Linked DNA regions of Homo sapiens: region 2 is linked to region 1. The links are chromatin loops, found by intact Hi-C in ENCODE. Cell type or tissue: CD4-positive, alpha-beta T cell. All regions are shown on one strand. Links, peaks and the distances in the headings refer to the core of each region. The heading gives the core; the rest is flanking DNA. Region 1 overlaps IRAK1 (interleukin 1 receptor associated kinase 1). Region 2 overlaps MECP2 (methyl-CpG binding protein 2).

What was found. A loop is a pair of places that touch in the nucleus more often than their neighbours do. Peaks named below come from ENCODE experiments on the same cell type or tissue, not always from the same donor. Only the 100,000 strongest peaks of a DNase experiment are listed, where the experiment ranks them.
Region 2: a loop joins it to region 1, with 2.3 times the contacts of the local background. A loop is called at or near these places in 45 of 110 quality-filtered maps.

The regions. Positions count from the first base shown.
Region 1 is chrX:154,007,865-154,018,467 of GRCh38, forward strand. It overlaps IRAK1 (interleukin 1 receptor associated kinase 1), which reads right to left. Exons shown (of 14, transcript NM_001569.4): 6 at 10,427-10,491; 7 at 10,142-10,256; 8 at 9,085-9,203; 9 at 8,573-8,780; 10 at 8,168-8,233; 11 at 6,178-6,414; 12 at 5,179-5,569; 13 at 4,665-4,814; 14 at 2,643-4,053. The coding sequence ends at 3,995. Among named protein-coding and RNA genes, the nearest start is that of IRAK1, 6.7 kb to the right of the region's middle. RefSeq lists enhancers at 4,095-5,079, 5,080-6,063. In CD4-positive, alpha-beta T cell, for the core only: CTCF peaks have their summits at 5,903 (motif pointing right) and 6,106; DNase peaks (open chromatin) are centred at 2,697 and 5,927.
Region 2 is chrX:154,059,821-154,070,423 of GRCh38, forward strand. All of the region lies in intron 1 of MECP2 (methyl-CpG binding protein 2), which reads right to left. Among named protein-coding and RNA genes, the nearest start is that of MECP2, 33 kb to the right of the region's middle. In CD4-positive, alpha-beta T cell, for the core only: no CTCF peak of the experiment used is centred there; no DNase peak of the experiment used is centred there; H3K27ac peaks cover 300 bases.

The DNA of each region.
Region 1 (10,603 bases), core at 1,771-9,770:
GTCACAGAGGTCACAAGAGACAAGCGGTTGGTGGGGGAGTAGGCACCGGCGAGAGAAAGTCCAAGAGGACTGGATGGATTTGACAACACGGAGATCCCTGGTGTTCTGGATGAACGCTGATTGGATGGAGTGGCAGGGGTAGAAGCAGAGGAAGAGGGACTGCACAGGGAATGGGCAAGTGAGAAAACAGACAAGGATTCTGAAAAGTTTAGCTACAAAGAGGAACAGAGAATTAGGGTTGTGGTTGGAGGGGGTGTTGGGTCAAATGAGTTTTTATTTTTATTCTTCAAGAACGGAAGCTACCAGGACATGTTTGATGAAAATAGATCCAGAGGCCGGGCGCAGTGGCTCACGCCTGTAATCCCAGCATTTTGGGAGGCCGAGGTGAGCGGATCACCTGAGGTCAGGAGTTCGAGACCAGCCTGGCCAACATGGGGAAACCCCGTCTCTACTAAAAATACAAACATTAGCTGGGCTTGGTGACACATGCCTGTAGTTCCAGCTACTCAGGAGGCTGAGGCAGGAGAATTGCTTGAACCCGGGAGGCAGAGGTTGCAGGGAGCTGAGATCATGCTGCTGCACTCCAGCCTGGGTGACAGAGTGACTCTGTCTCAAAAAAAAAAAAAAAAAGAAAAGAAATAGATCCAGAAGCAAGGAAGAAATTGATCATGTCGGGTGACATTATGAGTGAAGAAGTCCTCAGAAAAGAGGAGAAACTTGCAATTCTGGCCACAGTGGAATAACTGATGCCAGTTGTAAACACCTAAAACACTGGGCAACTATTTTTAGATATCGGACAATAGGCTGTGCAGGGCTGTGACCAGAGAGAAAACAAAGAAGGTGAGCCTTACAAGTACCCTGAGTTTCTGCCTGGAGGCACTTTCACACCATGGTTCAGCAAAGGGGCCTGAGCGGAACCAGCAGTCTCACTGAATTACTAGAGCGACCAAGCCAATAGCAGAGAAAAAACAGAATCCCAGAAATATGTAATTAATCCAAAAGTCAAAACAGATGGGGTAATAGAAAACAAATAACAAGATGATAGACTTAACTCCAACCATTAAATGGAAATGGATTAAACAGACCAACTAAAGGCAGAGATTGTCAGATTGTTTAAAAGAATAAGGCTGGGCTGGGTGCCACGGCTCACACCTGTAATCCCAGCACTTTGGGAGGCTGAGGCGGGCAGATCACTTGAGGTCAGGAGTTCGAGACCAGCTTGGCCAACATGGTGAAACCTTGTCTCTACTAAATAAAAATATAAAAATTAGCTGGGCGTGGTGGCACACACCTGTAGTCCCAGCTACTATGGAGGCTGAGGCAGAAGAATCGCTTGAACCTGGGAGGCGGAGGTTGCAGTGAGCCAAGATTGCACCACTGCACTTCAGCCTGGGTGACAGAGTAAGACTCTTGTCTGAAGAAAAAAAAAAAAAAAAAAAAAGCCGGGCACAGTGCCTCATACCTGTAATCCCAGCACTTTGGGAGGCTGAGGTGGGTGAATCACCTGAGGTCAGGAGTTCGAGATCAGACTGGCCAACATGTTGAAACCCCGTCTCTACTAAAAATAGAAAAATCAGTCGGGCGTGGTAGCGGACGCCTGTAATCCCAGCTACTCGGGAGACTGAGGCAGGAGAATCACCTGAACCTGGGAGGCAGAGGTTACAATGAGCCGAGATCGCACCATTGCACTGCAGCCTGGGTGACAAGAGCGAAACTCCATCTCAAAAAAAAAAGTAAATATACAGACAGCCAGGGACAGGTGCAGTGGCTCACACCTGTAATCTAGCACTTTGGGAGGCCGAGGCGGGCGGATCACTGGAGGTCAGGAGTTCGAGACCAGCCTGGTCAACATGTGGAAACCCTGTCTCTATTAAAAATACAAAAAAATTAGCCGGGTGTGGTGGTGGGCACCTGTAATCCCAGCTACTCGGGAGGCTGAGGCAGGAGAATCACTTGAACCTAGGAGGCAGAGGTTGCAGTGAGCTGAGATAGCGCCATTGCACTGCAGCCTGGGCAACAAGAGCAAAACTCCATCTCAAAAAAAGAAAAAAAAAAAAGAATTTAAACAAGGTCACAGAATATACGGTTCATATGCAAAACTCAACCGCTTTTTTTTTTTTTTTTTTTTTTTTTGAGGCAAGGTCTCCCTCTGTTGCCCGGGCTGGAGTGCAGTGGTGGAATCATGGCTCACTGCAGCCTCAACGTCCTGGGCTCAAACTATCCTCCTGGGTCAGCCTCCTGAGTAGCTCAAACTACAGGCATGCACCACCATGCCTGGCTAATTTTTGTACTTTTTGTAGAGACGGGGTTTCGCCATGTTGCCCAGGCTGGTCTCAAACTCCTGGCCTCAAGTGATCTGCCCGCCTTAGCTTCCCAAAGCGCTGGAATCACAGGCGTGAGCCACCGTGCCCAGCATCAATTGCATTTCTGTATAATATCATGATGAACTAGAAAATCAAAGATACCATTTAGAATAGCATAAAAAACATGGACTACATCAGGAAAAACCTGACACGGGAAGTGCTGGGTGTGGCCAGCCCAGAGTAGTAACAAGACCCTGGACGCTCAAGAACCCTGAAGTGTAAGGCATCAGGAAAGCTCAAGGCTTTCGGTGCAACAAAGTCCACAAGTAGAGCCCGAGATTGCAACATACGTTTTTATTACTCAAGGACAACCTGGACGTCACCAATGCCCAGCTTCACGGGGGCATGTAGTGTGACTCACGGCTGAACACAAAATCACTGTGAAGCCTGTGCTACAGCCCTGGGCTACTTTTGGACACGCAAGAGGACACTCGGTTACATGAAACCTGACTTGCTTCTGAAGACATGTGATACATGTCTTTTCCCTGAAAATGTTTCCCTTCCCTGTCTGCCATGCTCCCAACTTTTCTGCCTTCCAGGGGCTTCTCACTGTCTGGGTAACTAGGTCTTGGGCCTAGCTAGACCTTGGGTAGTGGCCCCTCTGCCACAATCAGTGCCTGGGCCTGAGGCTGAGCTTGTGGCCTCCGAAGCCTGACCTGGCTCGGAGCTCGTCTGTGGCGCCCAGGGATGGCCTGGCTTGCAGGCCACCACATTAGGCCAGCTCGCAGGTCCCCAGTAAAGCCTGAAGACACTGGCCCGAGGTTGGAGGTGGGTGCTGCTCGACTTTCTGGAGGATCTCAGAATTCTCGCTTCTTGCTAGGACTGAACCATGAGACTTACAGCCATACTTCACTTTTCCCAGGGTTTTTCTTTTTGAAACAGGGTCTTGCTCTGTCACCCAGGCTGGAGTGCAGTCATACAATCATGACTCACTGCAGCCTCGACCTCCCAAGCATAAATGATCCTCCTACTTCAGCCTCCCCAGCAGCTGGGACCACAGGCGTGCGCTACCACGCCAGGCTAATAGTTTAAAAAATTTTTTGGCAGAGACAGGGTCTCATCATGTTGCCCTGGCTGGTCTTGACCTACTGGGCTCCAGCGATCCTCCTGCCTTGGCCTCCCAAAGTGCTGGGATTACAGGCGTGAGCCACCGCACCCGGCCACACTTTTCCAAATTGTAAGCAGGTAGGAGGGCCCTAGGCCTCGTCGGCCCCATTGTGCAGGGTGGCCACTGTCCAAAGAGATGGGCAAAGAGCTGCTGCCAGAGGCCTGGGCTGCAGACGCCCTGCATGGCTCTCAGGGGAGCCAGCTCCCTACTCCACACCCCTGCACAGCAGCCCCTCTCCTCCCCTCACGGGTCTGTGCAGCCAGCAGCCTCCCAACATGCGCCAGCCTCCTCACTGGATGATGCCAGCCTTCCTTGCCCCCAGATGCTGGCATGGAGGCAGGGTTCCACTCTGCCTGCCTATGCCCACAGAGCCTAGAACAGCAGGGCCACCTCCTTCTCTCCCCCGCGGGCATGGGCCCCCACCCCCACTGCCGGCAGAGTGCTGAGGACTCGTGCACCATGAGAACTTCTGACCATGAGAACTTTGACTTCCGGATTTGGGGGATCTGCCCAGGTGAACACATCAGCTCTGAAATTCATCACTTTCTTCGGGCCCCTGCCTGTCCTGTTCCAGGCCCAAGCCTACAGAAGGAAGAGGAAAGTCCGCTTAGCAAATGGGGGAGGCTCCCCTACTGCCAGAAGCCCTGGCTCAAGGCCTGGGCCATGCTCCCTTATCTCCTGGGGCGTTCGTGGGAATTGAGGGTTTTTGTTTGTTTGTTCATTTGTTTTTGAGACAGGGTCTAACTGTCTCCCAGGCTGGAGTGCAGTGGCTTGATCACAGCTCACTGTAGCCTCCACCTCCTGGGCTCAAGTGATCCTCCCATCTTGGCCTCCAAAAGTGCTGGTATTATAGGCATGAGCCACCTCGCCCAGCTGAGGGTTCCTAAGCAGTGGTTCTTCAAATAGTACCTGGGATGGAAAATTCCTGCTGGGGCTTCCTATTTCCTGAAAGCACAGAGTGGGGCAGGCACCCTCGGGCTAAAGGAGGTGCTACTGTCAGGAGGCGAGGGAAGGAGTGGGCCAGGGTCTTGCTAAGGGAGGCATGTGGGGCCGGCTGGGCTTCTAGAGGTCGCCAGAGCCAGTGGCCTGCCCGGCTGCCCCACGCCCTCAGCGCAGTCGGGACAGACACTCTGCTCTTTGGGGCTGACACGGATGCGCCTGAGCACCCCAGAGGCCAGCCTGGGCGGCAGCACCTGGGAGGGAGCTGGACGACAGCAGCTGCAGGCTGTCCAGGGCCCCATCCTCGTACAGGGCCAGCTTCTGGACCATCTTCTGTCGGGCAGGGTTGATGATAATCTGCGGTGGCTCTGACGACGATGATGCAGAGCTGCCAAGGGCCAGTCCTGGGGTGGAGATGGCACTCCCTTAGCCTCATGCTGTGGCTCCCCAGCCCGCAGCCTAGCACCCTGCCTCCCTGGCCTCAGGCCTGAATTCCTCAGAGAAGTCCAAGGGCAGGGCCCAGCTCTCAGGCTACCAGACAGAGCCCTCCTTGTTCCCAGCCTTCAGGAATGGGGTGGGGGGAGGGCTGGAGAGCAAGCTCCACCTGGGAAGGATGTGGCCTGGGGAGGGGAAACCAGGGTTGCTAAGGTCACAGTGAGCTGAACATTTGGCCCTGGTTCTCTTCTAGAAGGCTGGGGTGGGGACTTACAGGGGCTTTGGCCCAAAGAGGCCTTGGTCCCTCTCCTGGGAACCCGTCTCCCCAGCTACCTTCCACGGCTGTGGGCCGGGATCCTGGGCCACTCCCCCAGCTCGATTCTCCTGCCGTGTCCCCCTGAGGACAGCCGGCCTCCCTGAGGGGTGCTGGGTCCAGAGGGCAGCTTGGAGTCAAGTGCCAGGAGCGCAGGGCAGCAGAGAGGCCGCCTAGGCTCTCGTCACTCTCCACGGGCTGGTTGGGGCCTCTCTGCAGCTGCTCTGCTGCCTGGGCACTGGCTCCTGATGGCGCTGCCAGGGGCTGCCATGGAGCAGCCCCACTGTGGGCTCTGCCAGTGCTGGACACGTAGGAGTTCTCCTGCGGGGAAGGGGGGATGCAGCTGGCGGCCTCCGAATGCCCGGGCACCCCCGCCACCACTGCCTGCAGCTTCTCTAGCCTCTCGTACACCTGCAAGTGGAAAAGAGGGACTCTCAGGGTGAGATGGCAGCCCTGGCCGGTCACCCCGTGGGCAAACCACAGGGCTGCTCCAGGCCGTCCGTGACCTGCCCCAGGGCTCTAAAATGACATACCCTGCAGCTGGGAACGCTCTGCCCCTCGCCCCTCTGTTCCCATCACAGGGAGTGCTGAGAAGCGCGGCTGCCAAAAGCAAGGACTGAGAATGGCCTCGTTCTTTTCTACAAAATGAATCTCACTGCCCCGCTGCCCTCAAACGGGGCCTCTCCATTTTCAACTGTCACCAGAGGAGAAGAGGTGGGGTACTAGGGAGGGGACAGAAAAAGGCAGATGCAGTAGTGCAGTGCGCCCAGCAGGGGGCGCGGCAGCAGCTCTTTCCTTCTCTCTATGTGAAGGGGGTCGGAGCTGGGCTCCGCAAAGCAGGACTGCCCGGGGCCCCTCAGTTCAGAGGGGCGCTGCCCCAAACAGAACCAAAGGGCAAGCAAGAAATGTGTGGAGACTCCAGAGAGACCTAGCAGGTGCTGAGATGGGGTCACTACAGAGCAAGGCCTGGAATGCGGGCTTTCTATCTGGCCACCCCGTCCCAGTGCGCAGCTGGCTACCTGGGTCATAGGAGGCCTCCTTTTGGCCCGGCGGTGCAGGCAGCAGCAGGCCAGCTGGCCCAGGCCCAGGCCCAGCTCAGGTGGGCAGGGCCCGGGCCTGGGGTCCAGGTGCTTCTTGTAGATCTGCATGGCGATGGGAGCAGCCCAGGCATCTGCAGCCAGACCTGCTTGCAGTGTGCTCTGGGTGCTTCTCAAAGCCACTCCAGCCTCCTCAGCCTCCTCTTCCACCAGGTCTTTCTGTGGGATAAATACTGTCAGTATGGCTACCAGGTGGCCACACCTGCAGCTGCAGTCCTCAGGTCCTTGTCACTCAATCGTATGGGTTTTGATAAAAAAAAAAAAAAAAAAAAAAGAGATGGGGTCTCGCTTTGTTGGCCTGGCTGGTCTCCAAGTAGGCTCAAGTGATCCTCCCGCCTCAGCCTCCCAAAGTGCTGGTGTTACAGGTGTGAGACACTGTGCCACAGCTCTTGGTCTTTCTACAACTTACTTTTTTTCTGAGACAGGGACTCATTCTGTCACCCAGGCTGGAGTGCAGTGGTGCAATCATGGCTCAGTGCAGCCTCAACCTCCCAGGCTCGTGATCCTCCCACCTCGGCCTCCCGAGCAGCTGGGATTACAGGTGTGTACCACCATGCCTATCTTGCTATGTTGCCCAGGCTGGTCTCCAACTCCCAGGCTCAAGCGATCCTCCTGCCTCAGATTCCCGAGTAGCTTCTAGAGATTTATTAAACACCTACTGTGGGCCAGTGGTGCTCTGGGCCCTAGGGATACAGGAACAAACAGAACCCTGGGACCCGGTTTGACAGAGCTGACTTCCTGGTGGGGGAGAGCCCCATGGAGCTGGGGTCTGAAGGCAGGAAGTAGCCTGAGAGGGCAGAGCCGAGAAGGAAAGCGCCCCACAGAGAGGTGCCCCACAGACAAAGAGGTACCCCAGAGAGAGAGGCGCCCCGCAGAGAGGCGCCCCCAGGGTGGAAACAGGACCGGAGGCCATCTCCAGTTCTGAAATCAGACAGACCAGGAGGAACCACCTGGGTGGGCGGTGGCTTTTCTCGCAGAGCGAACGGCACATACTAAGGCTGTGAAGCAGGCAGCAGGGAGCGCCCCGAGTCCCAGGGACCTGGGGCGTTGGGGGGTCAACCACATAAGGGACTGGGCCTTCACCCCAAGAGCAGAGAAAAGGCAAAGGGGCCTTTGAAAAGAGCACTTTGGCTGCAGGGTGGGGAGCAAGTGGGGAAGTCCAAGGACCCCCAAGGAGCCTGGTGCGCTTCTTCAGCAGGATGCATGGATGGACGGACGGGGAAGGGAAAGGAAGGAGGGCTCAAGCCCGGCTCCTGGGTTCTCAGCGGGGCTGAATCCTGACGGAGACCCCACAGCACACAGGAACCGCCCCAAACAAGAGGAGAAGCAGTGAAGCAATTACTGGCTGAGCACATTCTGTGAAGTCTGTTTTGCATATGGGAAAACAGGCCCACAGGGGAGCAGGAATTTGCTGGAAGGCCACTGTCAGGCTGGGGCTAAAACCCAGGTCTCTAGTCTCCTGGCCCCACCACAGTCCACGGTGAGGCAGACTGAGTGGAGTAAGACCGTGAGGCAGCTCAGGCTGCCCTGCACGGTGCGGAGAGCTCAGCTGCAGCCTGCTGGGGCCCAGGAGGTTCCTCGGGGCCTGCTTCTTCTCTACCACCGCCTTTCTCCGGCCAGAGTCCTCTGAGTTCCACTGCAGCTTGGGTCTCAGTGCCCTGGGACCGCCCTTCCCCCTGCCCCCAGCCCAGGTGGGGTCTGTACAAGGCCCATAGTGTCTGCAGGACAGACAGGTTTGTCCTCGGCAAGGTAAACGAAGTTGTTTGGAGCCCTGCCTACTTTCAAAAATGAGGCCACTGTGGCAGCAGAGGCATCCATGGGCACTGCGCCCCAGTTATCCCCGCCACTGGGGCTGTGCCTGCTGGCTGCCAGCAGCTGTGTGTCCCTCCTGGCCCTGCCTCAAGGGGCTCACCAGATACTTGGTCCTGGCACCGTGCGTCTTCACAGCCCTCTGACCAGCCAAGGTCTCTAGCACTACCTGGAGAGAGGGAAGAGGGAGAGCATGGCAGTGGCCTTGGCAGGGAAGAGGCCTCTGGTGTGGACATGGATTGGGCCTGACAAGGGTGTGGACAAAGGCAGAGCCAGATGTTATGGGACTGAAGCTCGGGCAACTCGGAGAGCCCACTTGAAGACAAATTACAAACACACAGTTAGGTGCAGGGTGAGGAGGAGGGCCTCGGAGGGAGGGGGACCCTGGAGCTGCAGCCTCCTGGGGTCTTGGCAGATGGCCCCTGGCCCGCAGTGCACTCTGCAGCCCCCACCTCTGCCTGCCTGTGGCTTCTCCTCCTCTGAGCCAGCAGAGGGGTCAGTGGCTCACCACCCCAAAGCTGAAGGTGTCCGTGTCCACAGCCAGCCTTCCCGTCTTGATGTACTCCTCGGGCAGGTAGGCCAGGGTGCCCCGCACTGTCTGTGTCCGGGCCACCATGCTGCTCTGGCTGGGGCTGGACCCGGCAAAGCGGCTGAACCGGGCCAGGCCAAAGTCTCCCAGCTTGGGTGTCAGCCTCTCATCCAGAAGGACGTTGGAACTTGGGGAGAGAAGACAGTGGCGTCAGCCCGGTCCTAGCTCCTACACCTGCCCGGCTTAGATAAGGCTGGACTCGAGGCTGCCAGCCCGGTGCCTTGCCCACAGAAAGCGCTGGCACTGCCCTGAGCGCTCCAGCTGCCTGGGGGCCTCTGCTCATCAGTAGGGCCCATCCTTGGCCCGTTCCCACACCTGTGCGATGCCGGGGTGTTGAGGTCCCAGGCCATGCCTGATCCCCACATTGATAGGACGCGGGGCCCCCCTTGCTGCAGGCCCTGCCCCGGCAGTTCTCAAGGGCCCCTCCTCACCTCTTGATGTCTCCATGGATGAGGCTGGGGCTGTCCTGATGTAGAAACTGAATTGCCCGGGCTGTACCCAGAAGGATGTCCAGTCGCTGAGGCCAGGAGAGAGGTGGGCAGGCCTGGGTCTGGGGTGGCAAAGGGGGACAGGGGAGGTTGCTGGATGGCCGTTCCTTGATCCCAACCATCCTTCTACCTGTCACCGTGCAGCCTGGAACAGCCACTTCACTCTCTAGGCCTCAGTTTCCCCCTTCTGGAAAACGAGGAGCAAAGTCTCCGTGACCTGCACTTCTTAAGCAATGGCTGGGGACACGTTCAATAGAATCTGCTGGGCTTCGGCTCCCAGGGCTCATCCCTTTGTCCCTGGTGGTCGGGAAGTCCTTGAAGGCATTCTTCCCGCTCTCCCCAAACGCAGCATGCAGGAGGAGGCAAGGGGGCCCTCCCTCAGCTGTAGGTGGTCCAGCTGGTAGCCCCAGACCCCCTCGCCTCCGGGGCTTGCTGATGAGACCCTCCAGCTACGCTGCTTGCAAAGGGGAGAGGCCTGGGAAAGAGCTCTATAGAAAACATTGGGTCGGGCCAGGCGTGGTGGCTCACGCCTGTAATCCCAGCACTTTGGGAGGCTGAGGCGCGCAGACCACCTGGGGTCAGGAGTTCGAGACTAGCCTGGCCAATGTGGCAAAACCTCATCTCTACTAAAAATACAAAAATTAGGCAGGTGTGGTGGTGCATGCCTGTAGTCCCAGCTACTCGGGAGGCTGCGGCAGGAGGATCGCCTGAACCCGGGAGGTGGAGGTTGTGGTGAGCTGAGATCACACCACTGCACTCCAGCCTGGATGACAGAGCAAGACTCCACCTCAAAAAAAAAAAAAAAAAAAAAAAAAAAAAAATTGACCCCACCGTGGGCCAAATCCTGAGCCGGGTGCTGCTGGGGAGCTGGAAGTGCAGGCCTGGCCTGCTGGCAGGACCCACTCACACAGGCTGAAAGCCCTAGGCCCCGCGCCCGGCTCCAGCCAGGTGTCAGGAGTGCTTTGGGTCCTGGGAAGCGTGCCGGGCCAGGTGAGCCTACCTGGCAGTGGAGACGGTCCTCCAGGGAGCCGTTGGGCAGGAAGCCGTACACCAGGCAGTAGAAGCCGTTCTGAGCACAGTAGCCAGCAAAGTCCACAATGTTTGGGTGACGAAACCTGTTTGAAAAAGGGGAGCACTTTCCATCAGGCCAGACTGGGTGGGCAGCCCTGGCTGGGGCCTCAGCTCGCCCGGGCCTGCCAGGCCTCAGGTGCCCAAGGGAGCCAGGTCCTGTGGTGTGCGGTCTGAAGCCCCACGGGACCTGGTGTGGCTCCCCCTCTGGCCTCACCTGGACAGCTGCTCCACCTCGGTCAGGAAGCTCTGCTTCACTGCAGTCCACTCCAGGTCAGCGTTCTGCAGCCCCCAGGGTGCGGTGGGGGAAGGGGCAGGGAAGACGGGCAGCGTGAGGCTCTCGAAGCGAAGGCCTTCGGGCCACCAGTGCCACCTACCCGAGGCCCAGAACCAC
Region 2 (10,603 bases), core at 926-8,925, 51 kb after region 1:
AAAGACGTCTGCAAGGGTCAGTGAGGGCCCAAAGGAGTAGTAACCAAGGCCCTGAAGCCTGCCTGGGAGCTGAGGTGGGCAGTATCAGCCTCTTCTCAATAATCAGTTCCTAAGGTTCCATCCGAGAAAGTAGAAAACCACAGAGGCCATTCTCATGGGTACTTTAAGCAGTACATCTGTTGGCAAAACACAAATGTTGTTACACAAATACTAAGCCACAGATTGCAAAGGCACCTGACAGCCTTTAAAATTCATTTCTCTTGTTTCGCAAAGCTGCACTGGGAAACTGTGCTGTTAAATTCTACACTCATAAAGGAGGTATGTTTTAAAAGAGGGGCAAATATGTGGGTGCTATTTAGACTCTCATTGATTTGTTCCATGTTTTCAGATAACTACACACCCCTCCGCCCCCGCCAAAGTAACTCAATCTCCACATATTTGCCTTTATATGTACCTTCTAACTCATGACTATGGCTTTGATTATCTCATAAACAATATTGTTCCTGTTAGCCATGGAGAAGCTAAGGAGCCAACAGCAGAGCAGGCTGCATGTTCTTCTGTCCCTCTTATAAGACAAAACCTTAGAGCAATGTCCCACTGCAGAATTTATTTGTTAATTCACTCAATAAATTAAAATATGCATGATTCTAGGCACTGGGGATATATTGAGGAAGAGGCAAAAAAAAAAATCTCTGTCCTCATGGGACTCAGATTCTATAGGGGTGGGGAGAGGGAGGGAGGGGAAGGGAGTGGGAGAGCACAAACAAAACCAAGCAGTAACACAGCTTGTGGCAGATGGTGACAAGTCCTATGCTAGGCAGGGGGAACTGGTGGGGCAGAGGCAGGCTGCCTGACTTACAGACATGGGTGTGCTCGGGGAAGGCCACATTGGGAAGGTGACACTTGAGCAGACATGTGTGATACCTGGGACAGAGGGCAGAGGAGAGGTCAAGGCCTTGAGGCAGGGGCATACTTGGAGGGTCCAGGGAGGAGCCAGGAGGCCAGTGAGGCCGCAGTGCATGAGTGGTGGGAGAGTGGCAAGAGAGGTGATCCTGTTGGGCTGTGACTCTGAGCAAGCAGGGACCCACTGGAGGGTTCTGAACAGAAGAGCACAATATTGCAGGACTAAACAAAGAACCAGGGGGCAAGGGCAGAGGCAGGGAAGCTGGACACCTGGACCAGGGTGGGGGCCATGGAGGCAGGGGAACTCATGAGATTTTGTATCCATCTTGCAGGTGGAGTAACAGTATTTGTGAACAAATGAGGTAACCAGCGCCAGGTTTCTGGCCTGAGGAGCAGGAGTTGGAGTTGCTGTTTACTGGAAAGGAGAAGACCAGGGAAAGAGAAGGTCTAGGGAGGATAAGGAGTTCCCGTGACCCAGTCAGCCTGGAGACATAAATTTGGGAGCCATGAGGCTGGACGGAATCACTTCGGGAGTGAGGGTGGAGAAGAAAAGCCTGAACCTGAGGCCTTCCAACATCACATGCGAAACAGAAAAGACCGAGGAGGACAGACATTCACACACTCACCTAGGACTTCCTGAGGACCCACAGACACCAGGCACTGTTCTAGGAGCTTGAGCTACATCTGTGAATCAAGGAGACAATCCTGTCCTGTGGAGCTTCTGCTCCAGCAGGGGTGACAGCTAAGATAAGCACAGTCAGTCATGTATTCAGCTAGAAAGAGACAAAAGCTGTGGTTTGCACTGAGAAGGTGCACATCAGTGCAGAGACTCAAGGGAGGGAAAGGATTGTCTCGTATGGGTATTGGGGTTAACTGACGACGACAGCTCTGGGAAAAGAAGTGACAAGCAGCTCCCAGATTTAACAACATGAAGGTCATCACTGGAGACCTCATGGAGCAGCTTGGCAGAGCTGTGGCAGCAAAGGAACAACTGGAGAAGGTTGAAGAGGGTGTGGAGACAGGGACTGGAGTCTTGCTGGTAAAGGAAAACAGAGATGCTAGACAGGTGGGGGGTTGGGAGCAGCTTTTGTCAAGGTGGGAGAAGTAGCAACAAGTTTCTAGGGCAGGCGAGGGAGGAATCTCTGATGGGGGAGAGTGCAGTAGAGGACTGGAGAGATGCCTTAGAACAGGAGTGAGGGCCTGGGACAGGCGCTCCGTGACAGCATGAGGGAGGCAGAGCGAAGGAGTAGACGCTGGCCTGTAGACACTCTCTTGAGCTTGCTTCTGTGCTCTCTGGGAACTAAGATATCAGCTGCAAGGAGGTGTGACAGCTGATGAGGAGGGTGGGAGGGGCTAGGAGAGACCGGGGAACTGCAGTATGCAGGTGGGCTTGGCGGCAAGAAGTTTACCTGGGGTAGACATGAACTTAAAGGGGGAATCAATGAAGGAGTCACATTCAGCTTCAGGACGGAGCAGGCATGGGGCAGACATGACTGAATTTCATGAGGCTGGGGCTTTGTCGACTGAATATAACAAAGCAAGAAAGTGCCGAAGGGCTGAGGTAGTGTGCCAGGGAGTAACGACGTCTGACTGGCACTGAAGCTACAAAGGAGAGGAATAAGGATACGAAGGAGGTGAAGTCTGAGAAAAGATGGAGCCACTGATGGATTCTAAGTGCCTGTGAGGTCAAAGGAGTATTGGAGTTGGGTATTAGAGGCAGTGAAAAGGAAAAGGATCTCCTTTTGCAGATCACAAAAAAGATAAAATGACCAGAGCTAAACAACTTTTACAGCACTATCCACTGTAAAAGTTGTTTGAGAAAAAATAAAATGTAGCCAGCCTTCAGAGCATATATGCATCTTTATTTTATTTTATTTATTGAGACCAAGTCTCACTCTGTCGCCCAGGCTGGAGTGCAGTGGCACAGTCTCAATTCACTGCAACCTCCGCCTCTGGGGTTCAAGCGATTCTCCTGCCTCAGCCTCCTGAGTAGCTGTGATTACAGGCACCCGCCACCACACCCGGCTAATTTTTATACTTTTAGTAGAGACGGTGTTTCACCATGTTGGCCAGGCTGGTCTTGAACCCCTGACCTCAGGTGATCTGCCCGCCTTGGCCTCCCAAAGTGCTGGGATTACAGGTGTGAGCCACCACACCCAGCCCAGAGCATATGCATCTTTAAAAAGTTGTCTTCGGCCAGGCACGGTGGCTCACACCTGTAATCCCGGCACTTTGGGAGGCAGAGGCAGGCGGATCACCTGAGGTCAGGAGTTTGAGACCAGTCTGACTAGCATGGTGAAACCCCGTCTCTACTAAAATAAAAAAAATTAGCCAGGCGTGGTGGTGCATGCCTGTAATCCTGGCTACTTGGGAGGCTGAGGCAGGAGAATCGCTTGAACCCGGGAATGCGGAGGTTGCAGTGAGCCGAGATCACACCATTGCACTCCAGCCTGGGCAACAAGAGTGAAACTCCGTCTCAAACAAAACAAACAAACAAAAAGTTGTCTTCAAGAGCATAATCAAAGATACTTTCACTTCTTAATGTTTTGTTTCCATGTCTCGTCACAGAACATGGTACAGACAAATATTAGAATAGACTCAAGGGATCACTTGATTTTAACTACAGAAACTTTCCGGTGAATCATGAGCACTGTCTTGTTTCCAGCTGCTGAAGTATATGGGCACCAGACAAGAGCACAGCGCTGTCACTCAAAGCCAGGAGTAATATGGCTGTTACCATGAGGACTACTTAGCAGAAGATAAGCATCTCATTATGTCTACAGTGAACTAAACTATTGTTGCCAATGGTATATGGATTAGGACCGACTGCCACTGCCCATCTGCTTATAGCTTAGAATCTGGTGAATGCAAACAACTGTTTTGGGGGGACTTCTGGCCCTTCCTTGGGCTCTGCTATCCTGGAAATGGACAGGCTTCTACAGGGGTTCGATGGTAGCCCCGAATAGTTAGGTGTATGTCTTAACCCCCAGACCCTGTGGCTCTGACCTTATTTGGAAGGTCTTTGCTTCTGTAATTAAGTGAAGGATCTTGATATGAGATCATCCTGGATTTAGGGTGGGCCTAATACAGTGACAAGCATCCAGAGAAGAATACGGGGACACAGAGAAGGCCATGTGAAGACACAAGCAGAGAATGGAGCAATGCAACTGCAAGCCAAGGAAAGTCTAGGACTGCCAGGCAGCCACCAAAAGCTGGAAGAGGCAAGGAAGGATCCATGCTAGAGGCTCTGGGGGGAATGGAGCCCTGCAACATCTTGATTTCAGACCCCTGGCTTCCTGCACTGTGCAAGAATACAGTTAGGGGTACTTTATTCTGACTACTCCATAAACTTAAGCTCTAATTCTCGCTCAGCTTCTGAGCTTTAACAAAGGGTCCGTGCAACTTCTACCGTTCCCGTTCCCCGTCTTTACCAAAGAGGAAGCATTTACTCAAAGCCCACCTCCTGCAACAGCTCTAGATGCCGCTTCCCCCCTCCACACAAGGAGTCTGCTCCTCCAGGTCCCCATTTCCTCCTTCTCACGCTCCCCTCTCTCCTGGGCCATTCCCAGAAGGATGTAAACATGCTCTCATATTCACCCACGTGAAAAACACCCTCATCCCCCTCTACCCCACTCCTATTTTTCTGGTCACCATCACAACAAAACTTCTTAAAGAGAGTTGTCTATACCCAATCTCCACTCCCTCACCTTCCACTCACTCCAATCTGGCTTCTGTCCCCATCACCTCTAATTCAGTTCACCATGTGACAGGTAGGGTTTTTGCTAGTTTTAGACATAATGGATCTTGTTATTCCTGGGCTTTAAAGCCTTCACCAGAGGATGGCCAACTGCCTACATGTAATTGCCACTTGACCCTTCAAACCTCAAAGAAACCGAAGTACAGACATATGAAAGGGAAGAAATTTCTAACAGAGGCAATAGCAGGAGAGGACCTCTGAACGGATAAGATACACTCAGCAAATTTCTAGATGCTGGAAGTAGGCAAGAACATGTTGACTAATGGAACAGAGAGGAATGTACTACAAGAGAGCTGTAGAGCAGATGAGAGCCTGTATACCTGTCAGAGCCCCAAAGAAGCTCTCAGACCAGACCAGACCAGACCAGACCAGACCAGACGAGAGGAGGGGCAAGCAGTGCTGTCATGTGTGCAACACCTGGGGGCTGCTGACTGCCAGATCCCGACCCACAAGCTTTGGGGCAGGGCACCTTCAATAAGCTCCCAGGTGAGGCTGATGCTGTTGGGGCTGGTGAGCAGAGCAAACTTGGAGTGGCAAGGTGCCACTTCTTCCCTCAGGCAAGAAATCAATGGGTCTTTTCTAAATCAACAGCTAGAACCTTCCCTTCCCCGGCCCCCACCCCACCCACCCCAAAGGCTCTTGATGTGGCTGGCAGCAGCCCAGGTGATGCCTACCTTTTCCCAGTCTCTGAGGGTCCATGGGGCAAGAGCTGACCCCTGCCTCGCCTCCACAGAACTTCTCCAAACCACCCTTCAGAGACAGACCCCGCAGGCAACGGGCCACTCCACCACAGCAGAGAAGGGGCAGCGCAGCAGCTACCCAGGTCCTCCCCCCATCCCTGGCGGCTCAAGAACCAGCCCCATGGAAGAGAGACCAAGTCTGTCCTTAGAGGAAACAAATAATATTCTCAGAGAAATCTTAGAATACAGAATAGTCATAAAATCAGAACAGAAACACCCATAAACAAGAAATAAACAGATGATAAAAGAAAAGTATCAGGCAGGGCATGGTGGCTCATCTCTGGTGACACCACACCAGGCGTGGTGGCCCAGCACTTTGGGGGGCAGAGGTGGGAGGATCACTTGAGCCCAGGAGTTCAAGACCAGCCTAGACAACACAGACACACACCAGCCCATGTCTACAAAAAATTTAAAAATTAGCCAGGCATAGTGGCACGTGCTTGTAGTCCTAGCTACGCAGGAGGCTGAGGCAGGAAGACCACTTGAGCCCAGGAGTTCGAGTCTGCAGTGAGCTATGTATGATGGCACCACTGCACTCCAGCCTAGGTGACACAGTGAGACTCTGTCTCAAAAAAAAAAAAAAAAGTATCCATTAAAATATTTTCACCCTTTAAAAATCAGGTTGTCTTTTTATTACCGAGTTATAGGAATTCTTCTGAATACAAATCCTTTGTCAGATATGACTTTCTATTTTTTCTATGACTGGTCTCAACTGTTTTCTTGGTGGACTTGTCTTTTCATTTTCTTTGAGACAGGGTCTCACTCAGTCACCCAGGCTGGGGTGCGGTGGCGCGACCTCAGCTCACTGCAGCCTTGACCTCCTTGGGATCAAGCAATCCTCCTGCCTCTGCTTCCCGAGTAGCTGGGACTATGGACTACGGGTGCACGCCACCATGGTTGGCTAATTTTTTGTATCTTTTGTAGAGATGGGATTTCACTGTTGCCCAGGCTGGTCTTGAACTCCTGAGCTCAAGCAATCCATCTGCCTTGTACTCCCAAAGTGCTGGGATTACAAGCATGAGCCACAGCTCTCAGCCTATTTTCTTTTGTTTTTTCTTTTTCTTTTTTTTTTTAAGAGACACTGTCTCACTATATTGCCTATGTTGGCCTAGAACTCCTGGGCTCAAGTGATCCTCCTGCCTCAGCCTCTCAAGTACCCAGTAGTGACTACAGGCAAGCCTCACCACGCCCAGCTCTGTCTTTTCATTTTCTTAATGGTATCTTTTGAGGACCAAAAGTTTTAAATTTTAATGAAGTCCAATTTATTTTTTCTTTTAATAGCTATTGCTTCATGTATCCTAATAAATCTTTTTTTGGCCTGGCACGGTGGCTCATACCTGTAATCCCAGCACTTTGGGAGGCCGAGGCAGGCAGATCACTTGAGGTCAGGAGTTTGAGACCAGCCTGGCCAACATGGCAAAACCCTGCCTCTACTAAAAATACAAAAATTAGCCAGGCATGGTGGCGCACACCTGTAATCCCAGCTACTTGGAAGGCTGAGGCATGGGAATCGCTTGAACTCGGGAGGCAGAGGTTGCAGTGAGCTGAGATCGCACCACTGCACTCCAGCCTGGGCAACAGAGTGAAATTGTGTTTAAAAAAAACCTTATTCTTTGGACTGCACAGATATTCTCCTATGTTTTCTTGCAGAAGCTTTATATTTTTAGCTTTTAAAACATTTAGGTCTATAATCTCTCATGAATTAATTTTTATGTATGGTGTGAAGTAGTGTCATGGGTTGGACTATGTCCCCCAAAAAAGATATGTTGAAGTCCTAACCCTCAGTACCTCACACTGAGACCTTAGTTGGAAACAGCGTTGTTGCAGGTGTAATTAGTTAAGGTGAGGTCACACTGGAGTAGGGCAGGCCCCAATCCAATATTACTGTTGTTCTTACAAGAAGGAGGCCATGTAAAGACAGAGACATACATGGAGAATGCTGTGTGATGAGGAAGACAGATATTGAAGTAATGCAGCTGCAAATCAAAGAATGCCAAAGGTTGCCAACCACTGGAAGCTAGGAAGAGGCAAGGAAGGACTCCCCTACAGGTTTCACAGAGACCATGGCCCTGATGACAGTTGATTTTGGACTTCTAGACTCTGGAATTATGAGACAGCAAATTTCTGTGGTTTTGTTTTGAGACGGAGTCTCACTCTGTCACCCAGGCTGGAGTGCAGTGGTGCAATCTTGGCTCAGTGCAACCTCCCAGGTTCATGCAATTCTCCTGCCTCAGCCTCCTGGCTAGCTGGGATTATATGTGTGCACCACTACACCTGACTAAGTTTTTTGTATTTTTAGTAGAGACAAAGTTTCACCACGTTGGCCAGGCTAGTCTTGCACTCCTGACCTCAGGTGATCTGCCCGACTCGGCCTCCCAAAGGCCGGGATTACAGGCGTCAGCCACCGCACCCAGCCAAATTTCTGTGGTTTTAAGCCACCTAGTTTGTGGCAACTCTAAGAAACTAATATTTAGGGTAAGGTCAAGGTTCATTTTTGTCTGGTATGGATGTCATTTGCCATCATCCGGCACGTGCTAAAAGACTTTCCTTTCCCGCACCGGACTGTTCTGGTGCCTCTGTTAAAAATCAAATGACTATAAAGTCACATCACATAAGCCCCTTAATTTTGTTCTCTTTCAAGTTTACTTTGGATGTTCTAGGTCCTTTGCATTTCCATATACGTTTTATTTATTTATTTATTTGAGGCAAAGTCTCACTCTGTTGCCCAGGCGGGCGTGCAGTGGCATGATCTTGGCTCACTGCAACCTCCACCTCCGGGTTCAAGTGATTCTCATGCCTCAGCCTCCCAAGTAGCTGGGATTACAGGTGTGTGCCACCATGTCTGGCTAATTTTTGTATTTTTTGTAGAGACGGGGTTTCGTCATGTTAGCCAGGCTGGTCTCAAATTCCTGACCTCAAGTCATCTGTCTGCCTCAGCCTCCCAAAGTGCTGGTTTACAGGCATAAGCCACCGTGCCCAGCTTCCATATACATTTTACAATCAATTTCTACAAAAAAAACCCTGCAGTTATGACTGGGGTTATGAATCTACAGTTCAATGAAGGGAGAACTGACACTGTAAAGACACTTAGTCTTTCAGCTGATGAACATGGTACAACATTCCATTTATTTAGGTCTTTAATTTCTTTCAGCAACATTTTCAGTTTCAGCGTGTAAATCTTGTACATTTCTTATTAAATTATTCCTAACGATATTGCATTTGAAATTTCATTTCTGATTAGTTTTTGAATGATCTCGTACCCTGAGACCTTGCTGAATTCACTTTTTAGTTCTAGCAGGTTCTGATAGTTTCTTTCACATTTTCGACATTACCTACAAATAGAAACAGTTTTACTTCCTTTAAATATTAATGCCTCTTATGTTTTTTCTTGCCTCATTATACTGGCTATGACCTCTAGTATAATGTTGAATAGAAGTGGTTAGAGTGGACATCTTTGCCTTTTTCCTGATTTTCGGGGTAACATGTTCAATATTTCACAATTAAGTACAATCTATCTGTAGCTCTTTCATACATGCACTTCCTCTATTTCTAATCTGCTGAATTTTTATCATGAAAGGGCACTGAATTTTGTCAGATGCGTTTTCTGTATTTATTGAATAGACTATATGGTTTTTCTCCTTTATTATCTTTTTTTTTTTTTTTTTTTTTTTTTGATACTGGGTCTCACTGTTGCCCAGGCTAGAATGCATTGGCGTGATCTCAGCTTACTGCAACCTCCGCCTCTTGGTTTCAAGGATTCACCTGCCTCAGCCTCCCGAATAGCTGGGACTAAAGGTGCGTGCCACCCTGCCCGGCTAATTTTTCTATTTTTAGTAGAGACAGGATTTCACTATGTTGGCCAGGCTGCTCTCAAACTCCTGGCCTCAAGTGATCTGTCCACCTCGGCTTCTGAAAGTGCTGGGATTACAGGTGTGAGCCACCGCACCCGGCCTCCTTTATTATCTTAATGTGGTGAATTACACCAACTGATTTTTGAATGTTGAAGCACACTCGTGTTTCTGCGAAAAGCCTCTTGGTTGTAATATGCAGGCGCACCTCATTTGATTGTGCTTTGCTTTACTGTACTTCGCAGATACTGAGTTTTTAACAAATTGAAGGTGTGTGGCAACCCTGCATCAAGCAAGTTTACCAGTGCCATTTTTCCAATAGCATGTGCTTACTTCATGTCTCTGTCACATTTTGGTAATTTTCACAATGTTTCAAATTTCTCATTATTATATTTGTTATGGTGATCTGTGATCAATGCTCTCTGATGTTACTACTATCATCATTTTGCGGCACCACAAACTGCACCCATAAAAGATGGCAAACTTGGCCGGGCGGGGTGGCTCACGCCTGTAATCCCAGCACTTTGGGAGGCTGAGCCGGGCAGATCACCTGAGGTCAGGAGTTGGAGACCAGCCTGGCCAACATGGTGAAACCCCGTCTCTACTAAAAATACAAAAAACAAGCTGGGCGTGCTGGCACATGCCTGTAGTCCCAGCTACTCGGGAGGCTGAGGCAGGAGAATCGCTTGAATCCAGGAGGCAGAGACTGCAGTGAGCCGAGATTGCATCACTGCACTCCAGCCTGGGTGATGGAGTGAGACTCCATCTCAAAAAATAAAAAAAATAAAAAAGGTGGCAAACTTGGCCAGGCGGCAGTGGCTTACGCCTGTAATCCCCGCACTTTGGGAGGCCAAGGCGGGTGGATCACTTGAGGTCAGGAATTCGAGACCAGCCTGGCCAACATGGCAAACCCTGTCTCTACTAAAAAATATAAAAATTAGCTGGGTATGGTGGCGCACGCTTGTAATACCAGCTACTCGGGAGGTTGAGGCAGGAGAATTGCTTGAGCCCAGGAGGCAGAGGTTGCAGTGAACTGAGATCATGCCACTGCATGCCAGCCTGGGTGACAGAGCAAGACTGTCTCAAAAAAAAAAAAGAAAAAGAAAAAGAAAAGATGGCAAAACTTAAGTGATAAATGTGTATATTCTGACTACTCCACCAATCAGCTGTTCCCCCATCTCTCTCTCTCTCCTTGGGCCTCCCTATTCCCTTGGACAAGACAGTACTGAAATTAGGCCAATTAATAACCCTACAATGGCCTCTAAGCATTCAAGTAAAAGGAAGAGTCATATGTCTTTCTCTTTAAACCAAAAACCAAATGATCAGGCTTAGTGAGAGGCATGTTGAAAGCCGAG